Linked DNA regions of Homo sapiens: region 1 is linked to region 2. A link is a contact called in ENCODE Hi-C data. All regions are on one chromosome and are shown on one strand. The core of a region is the stretch at or near the end of the contact, and the rest is flanking DNA. Distances in the headings are between cores, read along the strand shown.

The links. Hi-C counts contacts between places; a loop is a spot of excess contacts on that map. Pooled maps may share reads with other maps.
Region 1: a loop to region 2 is called in a pooled map, with 11 times the contacts of the local background. The contact joins the promoter of DEPDC1B here to the promoter of PDE4D-AS1 in region 2. A Hi-C loop is called at or near these places in 5 of 50 pooled maps.

The regions. Positions count from the first base shown.
Region 1 is chr5:60,698,639-60,705,524 of GRCh38, forward strand. It overlaps DEPDC1B (DEP domain containing 1B), which reads right to left and starts at 1,528. Exons shown (of 11, transcript NM_018369.3): 1 at 1,408-1,528. The coding sequence starts at 1,455. LOC124900982 (a long non-coding RNA gene) reads left to right here and starts at 1,602. Exons shown (of 2, transcript XR_007058779.1): 1 at 1,602-1,703; 2 at 3,016-3,449.
Region 2 is chr5:59,037,199-59,043,399 of GRCh38, forward strand. PDE4D-AS1 (PDE4D antisense RNA 1) reads left to right here and starts at 2,568. Exons shown (of 2, transcript NR_198970.1): 1 at 2,568-2,872. It overlaps PDE4D (phosphodiesterase 4D), which reads right to left. Exons shown (of 15, transcript NM_001104631.2): 6 at 1,661-1,773. RefSeq lists a silencer at 1,937-2,006.

The DNA of each region.
Region 1 (6,886 bases), core at 278-2,777, 1.7 Mb after region 2:
AATGTCACAGACTCTCCCAATCTCCTTATTATTTTTTTTTTTTTTTGAGATGGAGTTTCGCTCGTTGCCCAGGCTGGAGTGCAATGGCGCGATCTCAGCTCACTGCAACCTCTGCCTCCCAGGTTCAAGAGATTCTCCTGCCTCAGCCTCCTGAGTAGCTGAGACTATAGGCGCATGCCACCATGCCCAGCTAATTTTTGTATTTTTAGTACAGACGGGGTTTTGCTGTGTTGGCCAGGCTGGTCTCGAACTCCTGACCTCAAGCGATCCATCCCCTTAAATCATGTAAAATTTCATGAGTATGTGCCATGTGCAGTTTTCTGTGAAGAAGATCCTTAATCTTCATCAGATTCTCAAAGCGATCTATGAGCCAAATTTAAAAAGTAAAGACCCATCAGCCCCAACTATGATTTCTCTTCCAGAAGCTGGCCTTCTCAGCTCTGGCTTGACTTACTGGTATAGTGTGTGGCTGGCTTTGGAAAGAAAAGGAAACTCTATTTACATTATCTGTATCCCAGCATCCTCACCTCTTCCATGAGTCTAGCTGAGTAAGAGTTTGGATGTTAGTTCCCATCTTTTCCTGTGTATTCATTATAATGCATGGAACTATGAGAGTAATTCCCATGTTAAATGTGGCCAGAGAGGTCGGCAGACCAAGGAGCAAGTTACTGTCCTCCCAAATTACCATTACACTTCCACAGAAAGTCCTCTAAAAACTTGCCACAGACATTACCAAACTGTCACCCTTTATTGTTCCAAGTCAAAGCAGACCAAGTACACCTCAATACCAAAGCTTTTCTCCCAGAAAAAAAAAAAAAAAAAAACAGGAACTCAGAGTCGGCAAAGACTCTCCTAAAACATCTGTCCTGGCCAGCTCTTCATCTGGATCGGTGCTGACAGAAACAGAAACGCCAGGGGCCGGAAATGCGGCCAGCGCGATGCCCCTCTGTTCTGGGCACCGTTTATTCGAATACCCCGTCAGGTATCATCAGGTGTCACTCAGGAAGGAGACACGCCCTGCCTGGACTGCCGCGAACGCTGAGCGTTACGGGGTACGTGGTGGCCCCTCAGGTTACCGACCGGGTCGGTTAGATTCCAGAGGACAAAAGGCAGGGAACAGCCTGGTCTTGGGGTCTTTAAACAGAGAGGCGCCATCTACTGCCGAGAACCCAGTCAACATCTCATGGACAAAGCTGCACTAACCCCCGGCCGGCTGAGCTCTGGGCCCCGTTAGCCTTTCTTTGAGGCTCGTCCACTAAAAGGCAGCCCCAGTAGTCCCAGCTGAAATGCTCCACACCCGAGCCCCGCTGGCCTGCGGAAGCGAAGACTGACAAGCACTCTGTCCGCGCGCTGAGTGGGGGCTCGCGGCACCGGGTGCTCCGCCCAGGCCCCAGCACACTCACTCACCAGCCTGGTAGCTCGGTACGGCCCGGGCCCCACGATGCGATGCTCCATGGCGCGTAGGCAGCAGCGGCCGCAGCCGCGCCAGCGCTGATCCCCGCCAGCCGGAGGAGCAGCAGTTTGAATCCCAAGCCCGCGGGCTGCGGGCGCTGATTGGGCGGCGCGGCAGCACGTCACCGGAAATGCGCGGGGAGGCAGGCGTCTTCTCCGAGACCCGCGGCGCTGGGAGCTCCGCGTGCGAACTTGCCCGGGGCGAAATCTGTTGCCCACCCTGGTCCCACCGTGCGAGCACACCTAGGCAGGTGCGACTAAGGGGCCGGGGGCGTCTCCCCAGCGCTGGAAAACGCTGTGCAGCGCCCTTCCCAGATTTCTGCGTCCGCGCAACACAAACACACGCAACGCTATCTCTACAAAAGGGTCAATAATAGGTGTTATCCAGCGACCGAAACCCAGCTTTGGGCCGCGTGGATAAATACCTGTCCTCCCTACCAAGTGCACTGTGAGCCTGGAGGTGCTGCTAACGCTGGGAGAAGCGGTAGTGAAATGAAGCGAGGCGACAGCTTTTACCAGTGTAGGGACATTTAAAAACGGGATAGAGAGCACAAGGAGCGTAGACAGTGTGTTAAGGGCAATAAAGAGCGGGAAGGGAGCCCCGATTCCTCTTCTGTTTGTTCTCATGATAGTCTTTTCCCCTTTAATTTGAGTTCTATGTTTTGTATTGGGCTGATACTTTTAGTCCTCGGCAATAGGGTTGTGAGTCCTTTTTTGACTGCTTAGAATTTTCCCCCTGGGAATTGCTAGTCCGATTTGCAATCTTTCAGAGGGACAAATGAAGTAACTCCATATACTTAGGACTCTGTACACCTACTCAAATTTGGTCATCTCGGTAAGTACCCAGGACAAGACGTTGAAGGAGTGAAGGTGTGCCATTCCAAAATATGCCTAATTGGTATATTGATTATTTCGAGCGGAAAACATTGGAGAAATGGTAGTTTCAGAAAGGGCAAGCTGACCTGCCTCTTCGATGCAGCAGGCCACAAAGATTTCTCTGGGATGGGCATCCTCTCCCTACCACGGTGAGAAAATAGCCTTTATCACCAAAGGCTTGGAATTGAAGGCTGCAGTGGACCTGAATAAACATTCTTAACGAAGTAACCCTATCTTCCACTAGGAGATATAGGAGATTTTTTACATATATCTTCTAGTGACTCCCTAGAAAATGTTACTGCCTTTGTGAGCTGTGGAAGTTAACTCGAGTCACAGGGCACCAAAATATGTTAGCAGCTGCCCATATCCGAGACACGGCCCCAAAGTATGTTACAGGCAGTGAATTCCTACAGATCTGCAGCAACCTCAATTCTTGACTCCTCAGAAGAAAGAGTTCGACTGAGGGGCATAAGGCAAAAGGAGAGACCAAGGCAAGTATTAGAACAGAAGTGAAGTTTATTAAAAAGCTTTGAATGAAAGGAAGTACACTTGGAAGAGGGCCAAGCCAGTGACTTGAGAGATCTAGTGCGTAGTTTGACCTTTTGACCTGGGGTTTTATACGTTGGCATACTTCTGGGGTCTTGCTTTTGGGGCTTTGCATTACTTCTCTCCTGATTCTTCCCTTAGAGTGAGCTGTCCACAGGCGCATACTTGAGCCCACTTGCCCAACTCCTAAGATCTTATCGGGAAGCTGCTGATCAACAGTTCAAGTGTTTTCTATTAGGAGACTGCCTTTCCCTGGTGCCGGCTGTGACCAACTATTATTTTAGAGAGACAATTAACAACCACCTGACCATCACCTGATGGCTGCCTGACATTCCTGATGTGTGTGTGTATGAGGGGGAGCCCTCTCCTGCCCTGCTCATGCCTGACTAGCTACCTACTGTAACACCTTAACCAGATTTTCTTTGTCATGGCTTTTCTTCTCAAATTTATCTCTCTTTACCTAAAAAAATGAATAAAAGCATCTTACTTTGGCCACTTCTTCAGACTTCACTCTCTTGTGAAGATCCCCATGTGCACATAAAACTAATAAAATGTGTATACTTTTCTCCTGGTAATCTTCCTGGTGTCAGTGTGGTTTCTAGATACAACTGGAGAGCTCATTAAGAGGTAAAAGGGAGCTTGGAGGTGATCTCTGGCTCCCCTATAACATCATAAGAAAGATCTAAGTAAGGGATTGGACCACCTCTTCTCATCCTCAAAACCACACCACTACCACCACCCATTTGCTGCCTTAGGTTTTTATTTAGCCCAAGAAATGTCCTGAGATGATACATATATATTGCTTTTGTAATTAGAAAAAGCAATTTAAAATTTTTTTCTTACTTCCAGTAAGTGAATCCTTATCAGAACTTTTTTTCTTTTAACCTCTAAGCTCCATGGAAGAGATCTTCTTGTCCTTGGCAAGGAATATAAAGAGATACTTGTGTCCTTGACACAAGAAGCAGGAGAAAGGGAATTTTAAAGCCTTGTCTGAGACCTGCCACCACCTATCATGGTGGTGAAACTAGAATCTGATACAAAACATTATGTCCAGCATTATGCAGCTTTCTAGTTCGGTAAGTATCACAGACTGTGAAATTCCATAGATCTGGATTTCAATAATGACTGGTACTGCTTACCAGTGGAGTGACTTCAAGCTAATTATTTAATTTCCATCTACTCACTGGTAAACTGGGAATATTAATGATTATCTTGCAGAGTTGTAAGGATGTATGTAAAGTGCTAAATATAGTGCCCAGCATGTATTTAAAGTGCCCAGCATATAGCAGTAATAAAAAGAACTATATATTTTTTTAAAAAAATCATGCCAGCTTCTTGAGCATTTCCCAAGAGCCTGTTATTAGCCATAGACAAGATGGCTGTTACTAGAAAGGCATACTTCCAAAGGATCTACATATCAGAAGACACAAAGAGTCATTGCACGGGCCAGGGACATCTCCCCAACGCTGGACAATGCTGTGCAGCACCCTTCCCAGACTTCTGCACTCACGCAACACAAACACACACACTATTTCTCTACAAAAGGGTCAATAAAATGGTGTCATCCAGCGATGCCTCATGCCTATAATCCCAGTACTTTGGGAGACCAAGGCAGGTGGATCACTTGAGCCCAGGAGTTCAAGACCAGCCTGGGCAACATGGCAAAACACTGTCTCTACTAAAAATACAAAAATTATCTGGCTGTGGTGGCACGCTCCTGTAGTCCCAGCTACTCAGGAGGCTGAGGTGGGAGAATCGCTTGAACCTGGGAGGTGGAAGTTGCAGTGAGCCAAGATCGCCCCACTACACTCCAGCCTGGGTGACAGAGTGAGATCTTGTCTCTAAATAAATAAATAAATGCCTCAAAGAAATCGAGGTTTTACATTTGTTCATTCACTTATTCAGCAAGTATGTAAGAATACACTACTGTGTGTCAGGTATAATTCCAGTCTGAAATCATGCAATAGATAAAATGCAGCTTCTAGGAGCTGACTCCTAAGTAGAGGAAGGGATGACAAGCCAGCTATAATACATTCAAATATGTATTATATATCAGGTGGTGATTGAGTACTGGGAAGAAAAGTAAAAGACTAAAGTGGAGAGGGTGGTAGGGGGAAGTTGCTGTTTTGGTTCAGGTGGTCAGAGAAGGCATCTTTGATGAAATGACATCTGTGTAGACGATCTGAGTAAAGTAAGGGGTAGTTGTCTGGGGAAGAGCTTCTAAGCCGAAAGAATGAGCAGCCCATGAGAAACTTCCAGGAGACATGGGAAGGAGGTTGGTGCTGACTAAAGTGAGGGAGTAAAAGGGGCAGTGGAGGAGATGGAGTTGAATACAGAGTGGAGTGGGGCTTTCAGACCACATTATGGGCCATGGGATTCTGATCCTCTTCTGAATTAGTGAAAATATATTAGAAAGTTTTGATCAGCAGAGTGATCAAAACAGATCACAATCACTCTATTGATCTTTGGCCAATCATTTTGGCCAAATCACTCTGGCCATTGCGTGGATACTGGACTCGGGTAGGCATTGAGGGTGAGAGAGGAGGCAGGAAAACCAGTTGAGGAAGCTGCTACAATACCTCACTGGAGAAAGTAAACATATTTGCTTGGTATGGTGCTTGGCACATAGTGGCATTCAACAACTATTTACTGAGTGAGTAAATGAGTGAGCAAATGTATTGCTCATGTAGTGTATTCTTACATAAGCTTTAGAAGTTATTCATTTCTTAAAGATCAATTTGATTCATTCATTCTGTTTGCCATTTCTCATATGAATATGGGCAACAAAATAATAGCTAGCTTTTACATTTTTATTTTAATGTATCAAATTTGTTTTTAAAACTCTTACTTTTTATCATTAAAGTCCTCTGAGATTTTGAGTTTGGGAAAATACAATCTGCACATACTCCATGACTTGTGTTATAATTGCCCCTCCACCTCCTGCCGCCTCACACACCATTACAGTACAAAGTTAGCATAATAAAACCTGTGCCAAGGAATATAGCTAAATGGATTTTCATATTTGAGAATAAGCTCAATTTCTGACACATCGCAGCTATGCCATGTAGCACATATGGTGAAGTATAATTCTCTACACCTCAGAAAGAGACGTAATGAAAAAAAATTTTAATTAACATTGATCTGGCCAAGAAATATAGGATGAATTAAAGGAGGAAGATTCTGAAGATAGGAAAGCCATTTGGAAGACAGCTGAAGGAATATAGGCATGGAATTCCATGAGTAATAGAGTGTTATGAGAAAATACCCACATAATCTTGAGCAAGACTCACCTTCTCTGATTATCAGTTTCCTCATCAGTAAAATAGAAATAATAATGGTACTTGCTTCATAGGGTTGTTGAAAGACTTAACTGAGGAAATATATACAAAGCTCTTAGAATTTTGTTTCCCTTATATGGTAGGCAGAATTCTAAGAAGGCCCCTATTTCAGAAAAAGAGAACATATATGTACATAATATACATATATGTACAGACAGAAAGAGACAAAAACAGACAGAGATTTATTAAAAGGAACTGGCTCACATGACTATGGAGCCTGATGAGTCCCAAGATCTGTAGTTGGGAAACTGAAAACCCAGGAGACATGATGGTGTATTTGCAGTCCAAGTTCAAAGATCTGAGAAACAGGGCCAATGGTATAGCTCCAGTTTGAAGTCTGGTAGGCTTGAGACCAGGAAGAGCTGATGTTTGTTTCAGTTTGAGTTTAAAGTCAGGAAAAAAATTGTTCCAGCCTGAAGGCATTCAGGTGAAGAAATTCCCTCTCATACAAGAGAGAAACAGTCTTTTGTTTTATTGAAGCCTTCCACTGATTGGATGAGGCCCACCTATATTAGAGAGGGCAATCTACTTTAGTCTATTGACTTACATGTTAAACTATCAAAAATACCCTCAAGAAATACTCAGAATAATGTTTGACCACATATCTGGGCACCCTGTGGCCCAGTAAAGTTGCACAAAAAATTAACCATTACAGCCCCTGAGATCCCCAGCCC
Region 2 (6,201 bases), core at 1,318-3,817:
GGATTTTAGGGAAAGTAACTAGCTGCTCAAATTCATTTAGCTGAAAAACTACTGTCGAATCACCTTGAAAATATACACTAATGCTTGCACATTGCTAAGTGGCTTTTGATTCTGCTCTTCATTTTCTTACACAGAATCAACCACACAATAGAATTAAGAACTCAGGCCCATGGCAAAGTGCTCCCATTTAGCAGTTAGGACACTGGACATATTCAGCATATGTCTACTGCTATTGAGAATCAAATTATGAAAACAAACTATATTTTATAAAACTAAGAATTTGTTACTCAGATGAGAATAAAGGTGCCTAATGCTACAGCAGGGGGTAAAAGTCCCAGTAAGAGAGCAATAATTGGTCATTCTGATGAGGAGCTGTGCCAAATTTAGAAATGAGGCACAAATGACAAAAAAATTGATCATCAGTGTGGACATGGGTAGGTCAGTGTGCATATGGGTAGGTTAGTATCTGCTGGCCGTGTCTACAGAGCCCCTTTTATTTATTTGAAGCCAACTTTTCACTTGACAATGCTACCTACAAAAGCACTGTTAATAGATAAGACAATCAAGTGGCTGTTATGCCGTGGCCTTTTTGTAAAAACTGCATGAGAACAGGTGGGATAAAAACCATAGAAAGGTAGAAAAAAAAAAGCATCACTCATTTAAAGATATGTGCACATAGATGAACTGTAAGATAATATAACCTTCTTGACCTTGTAAATAGGTGGCCAAAAATACTTAAATATCTTGACGAGGCAACTATTACTAATTGTCTCACAACATTACCAGTCCTTACTGGCTGAATCCTTCAGCCATCTGCATACGACATGCACAGGCAAATAGCCACTAAAAACATACACAATTCCAATTATCTCCTTGCATAACTAAAGACAAAAAGAACAGGAAATCCAAAAAATACAGCAAAACTGAAAACACTATACCTTGCCTTCCGTGCTATTTTAAGGCTGTCCCAGGCTGAAGGTTACTTCTCAGCCCTCAAAACTCCATTAACTGCCAAGACCAGCACCTTAGCACATATGGCACAGATGCCTAGTTGAAGCCTCCTTGTACTAAATGACCTCAAAAAACTGGGCTTTCTTTCCAAGATTAATGGAAACAAAAGTAATGATCATAAGGAACCTTCTAACTCTGTTAATGTTTCCTGCGGATATGTATGGCCAACTGAATATATAAAGGCTCAGTTCTTGCGGGGTACCCTGACAACTAGATGAATTAGGGTGAAGGTTCCAAGTTCGATGAACTCTTCTGAGTTTGAGTGCCCTAGGTGGTGACATTCAAGTGATTTCACAGACATCCACCAATTCTTATTTTCAACCGGGAATCCCAAGAACACCTTTAAACATGCAATGCCCATGGACCCTACTGGGTTTCTGCTGCAAGGGCTCAGTGTTACTTAGGAACCCTGTGTCTTGGGAGATACTTAAATTTAGCACGTCAAATTGCTTTTGGAAAATGTTTATCTGGCGTGACTAGGGGAGGCAAAGCAAGGAAACAGGAACCTCCCTCTAAGGAGCAGAATAGCCAACATGCAGTAAGCCTAAAAAACCTCTCAATTTATTTCCCGGGGCTATGGGTACCAGTGGCTCGCCGGCATGGGAATCAGCAGCCTGGGGGCACCAGTGACAGCAGAACCGGGGCTTACCTTGTTGGAGGCCATCTCACTGACGGAGTGCCTGGTCTGTAGGGTCTCTAGCTGGTCCAGACACCAGTCCAGCTCCTCCAGGGTCTCGCTGGCCAGTTTCTGGTAGGCCTCCTCTGCGAAGAGACAGGGAAAGGGGGACTCAGTTCTCAAGCGCTTCACGGGTCCGCTAGCGAGTTCAAAGGGGGCCATCCTGCCATACCCCGCCATGCTCGGATGCCCGGTGCCGGCACATGAGGGCTGCTCCTTCATATTGCCCAGCCCGGCAGTGCAACGGGGGCGGAGGCTGTGCTCGCGGGGCGGCCGGCCTCGGGGAGGCACGGTCTCTCCAGCTTGGCGTCTCGGGTCGGCCTCCAGGGAGGGCGTGCAAAGAGCGGCGAGCCAACTTTCACACAGCGACGCGAGCGGAAAAACCACTATGCGACTTTTCAACTGTGCGGCGGGCCCGAGTCCCAGTCCAGGAGCCCGGCTCTAGCGGATGGCGAGGGGGTGGCGAGCGCGCTTGGGTGCCCGCCCCGCAGAGGAGCGTCTGGTCCACAGCCGGATCTCCTCGGTCCCCAACCCGGAGCCGCGGCCCCACGCCCGCCCCGCCTGCCGAGCCTTCTGCACGGCACTTGAAGTGAATGAATCAGCCGCGGCCGGGTGCGCGGCCACCACGTTTCCTGTTTTCTTTCTCAACTCCTCGGGCGGCAGGCGCAGCGCGGCTCCAACGCCGCAGCTTTCCGGGAACACTCCCCCTCACGCCCCTCTCGGCCCTCGGCGCTGCCTGGCTCCTCCTCAACCCCCTTACGAAAAGATTCCGAATTGCAAAAGCCTGTCCCTGTCCGTGCCACCCGCCGCGTCCTTCCCCTCGAGCTCTGCCCCGGGGGCCCCGCCACCTCGCAGTGCCATCCCCCCGGCGCAGCCGGGCGCCACTCGCTTTGAAGTGCAGACGAGGAGGCGCGGGCGCGAGCGTGTGTGTCTGTGGGGCTGCTGTGGGACTGTCTGTGCTAGGAGAGCGGCGGAAAACCCGGCGTGGAGCGCCTGCAGTCCGCCGTCCGGGGTCGCGCCCGCCGCGGGGCTCAGGAGGGACCGGCACGCAGGCGCGCACGGCCGCGCACCTGTCTCGCTAGAACCCCGCGCGCCCCGCCGAGCCACTGCCCTCCAGGTTGCCCAGACCGCTGGAGCCTCTGCGACTCCACGACCGGCTGCTTCCTGCGAAGTTTCACAAACAAGGTTATTTAGGACCCTCAAGGTTTCTGAGGGTTTAAGTTTTAGGGTTTCTGGGGGTTCGTTTCTAAAGGCTTAGGATTCACCTACTTCAAGGAGGCAGGGTTGTGGGAATTAAGACCGCATTCTTTTTCTACCCAGCCCAGTCCCTACTAAGTACCAGACTTCTAAATGTTGGGGCGGACAGAAACAAGCAAACAAAATATACAATGTTGTGGGGTCGGAACGCTTTATAATTCACAAATTTGACAATAGGCTGCATTTTCATATGCCGAATTGCCTAAGAGTTCTCTTAAAGGAACAGCAATGTGAAAGAACCACATGGTAAGGAGAATTTACGCATGTCCTGCATACTACTCCTTTCCCCTGTGAATTGCATAAGACCTAGATGATCTTGGGCCAAGGAAGAAAATCTGGAAGGGTGTTTCTACCCACCATGTGCAGAGTACACTACAATTTTGAGAAAACGGAAAGACCATATTCAAAGGCATACAGAAAAGCCTGTTCTGTTTACAAAGGCTGACCCAGGGCACCAGGGACACTGTCCCTAAGCAGATCAGTTGTGGGAGAACTTTTCTACATTAGCATGCAATAAGCAAACCATTCATAGTGAGGAGAAGTCAAACTCCCAAGGGTCCATTTGATAAAACTTTGTCATTGTCGAGTGGAAAGAAGATACTGAGAAACTTACACTAAGTGGTGGGATCCCTTGTCTTTGTCTTTGAATCTACAGGTATTGGAGAAGAAATTCTGCCCTTGAAATTTAGACTCCATAAATTAACATGGCACAACAAATAAAGTTCATGGACTGAATTTAGGCTCCTGGGATTTTTGAGATAGCTTTTTATGTGAACTTTGTAAAAGTTAGAGTAACTTTTAAAGTAGTTGTTACATGTGCCACGTGGCTTATTGTTATCAAGAATACTTGAACTATTTACTGTTCACTTTGAGTACTCTAGGTTAAAATTTGCCTCTTTTTTGTTCTACTTCCTCCACCCCGCAGTCTATGTAAATATATACTTTAGATGGACAAACAACTGCCTAAACCTTGCCAGGTGAATTAAAGTTTCAGATTGAAGCTTTTTTTTCCCCCTTAACAAGCTTAAAGATATTAATAATTTTAAATGGTAAATATAAAATACCTGCTCTGTATAGCTTCCCCAATTCTAAGAATGTAAAAAATATTACATGCTTGTTATAAAAATTGAAGCATTACACACAAATATAGGAAGTCCATTGTAACCCCACACCCTAAAGATCACAAACAATACTTTCGCCTATGGCTCTAACACAATCATTTTCATTTTACTGAATAACTTCCATATGCAAGTATAGCATCACCTAGTTGCCATGGTAGTGCATCTACTATATGGTTTGGTTTTGATATTTTCCTCTCTCTCTCATTCCCATAATATAGGAATGTAGGAAATTTTAAGAGGACATTGACTTGTTTTATGATCATTTGAGCTGTCCATAGTTAGCCTATCCAGTGGATTAAAGATGCATAACCATTGTGTCTGGGATTTGTTCAGTGCCATCTTTTCAATCATTGGTTACAATGAAGCTGGGAGTCCCCTCTGAGGTTCGGCTTTCTGTGGCTCCTCTCCCCTGCACTCCAACTTTCTCAAAGCCTGAGCCTCAAGTGATTTCCCAGTAGCTAAGTAAACTGCCCCCTTCCTCCATCTTCACCAAGTTCCCAAAGCTGTTCAGACTCAGGCTTCAAATCTAACAGGATGTGGCTCCACACATTATATTTCAGTTGTTATTTTTTAATGTGGAAAATAATTCAGGAAAGTTTTGGCTAATGCTTCAAGACATCATGCACTTTATACACAGGATTTGTTCTTAAGAAGGTAGTATAGTGACAGGAGGAACAATTTACTTCAGAATATCCATTTTATGTCCAAGCCATGCACCAGCCACTTTTGACAGACAGGATTTGAGTATGATGATAAAATGGGGTAAGCATATATTTTAAGTTCTAACATCTGTATAAATAAGAAAAATGAAAAATCACTGGAACACATCTACATGCTAGTGAGAAAATAATTACTAACAGAGTAAAGTTTGCTCTGTGAAACTGTTGCTCAAATAAAGAATTATTCTTGATATTAGCATAGAGCTGAGAATATTGCTTTTTTCCAAATTCCTAGGTGAGTAGGCAATATAGCTAGCCACGATTTTTCAGGATCATTTGTAAAGCTTCACTTTTAGGAATTTTAACCCCAAGTGTTCTAAGACATCAAGTAACTGACCTTTTCATCCCGCCGAACAAACCTCAAAGTGGAGTTGCCAACTATCCCACAGGAAATTGAGTCACCACACCAAGCAACACACCTAAATGTCGACAGCTAGCAGGACAAAAACAGTGAGCCAGTTTAATTTTGGCTTTTACCAAGAACACATACTGCATTCATTAATAAAATACTTCCCCTCAACCCCTGCCAGAGTAGTATACACTGTGGCTCTCCTTAAAAATACATGAAAACTCTTTAACTGCACCAAATCTTGCTAAGTCAAGGAACTAAACAGAGAAAAACACCCAAGCAAAAACTATTGGCTAAACTCCCTAAAGGCTGGGAGAGGGCTATGGAACAGCAACTGAGAAATAAATTGAGCCTTGAAGGCCCCTGCTACAACAGCATCAGTTTTCTTCAAGGCACCTTTGAACTATGTAACACCCGCATTCTGCTGAGGCTCTTCTGTGAACAAACAGTCCTCAATTCTTGCGGGCCAGCACTTGGCTTCTGTCACAGTGATATGCTTAGAGGTTCCCCTGACACATGGCCTGAAACTGTGCCAGGGGCTCCAGGAGAAGATGCTGAAGAAGCAGCTTCCTTTTGAAAAAGGAAAAAAGTAATCACCTCAGAGCCACAGCAGTTAGCTAGAGGTTGAGGTCATTTTTTGTGAAATGTTCAGTCCATTACTCTTACCCACAACTCACAGTGATGTTGACCATTGAGGTAAAAGGATCCACTGTACGGGATGTGTAACTATGTGGACATTAGTTTCTTTGCCAACACTTGAAGGTCTGCTAAAGGACTGTATCGGCTTGTCATAATTCCTAGATAGACCTATTGGTATACATGAAGAGAACAAGTCCAAAAAATACCACTTATTTTGGACACTATTTGTATGCCCTTAATTTAAAAAAAAAATACAAATTATAACAGCTGAGGTCGGGCACAGTGGCTCACGCCTGTAATCCCAGCACTTTGGGAGGCCAAGGCGGGCAGATCATGAAGTCAAGAGATCAAGACCATCCTGGCTAACACAGTGAAACCTTGGCTCTACTAAAAATACAAAATACTAGCCGTGCATGGTGGCGGGCGCCT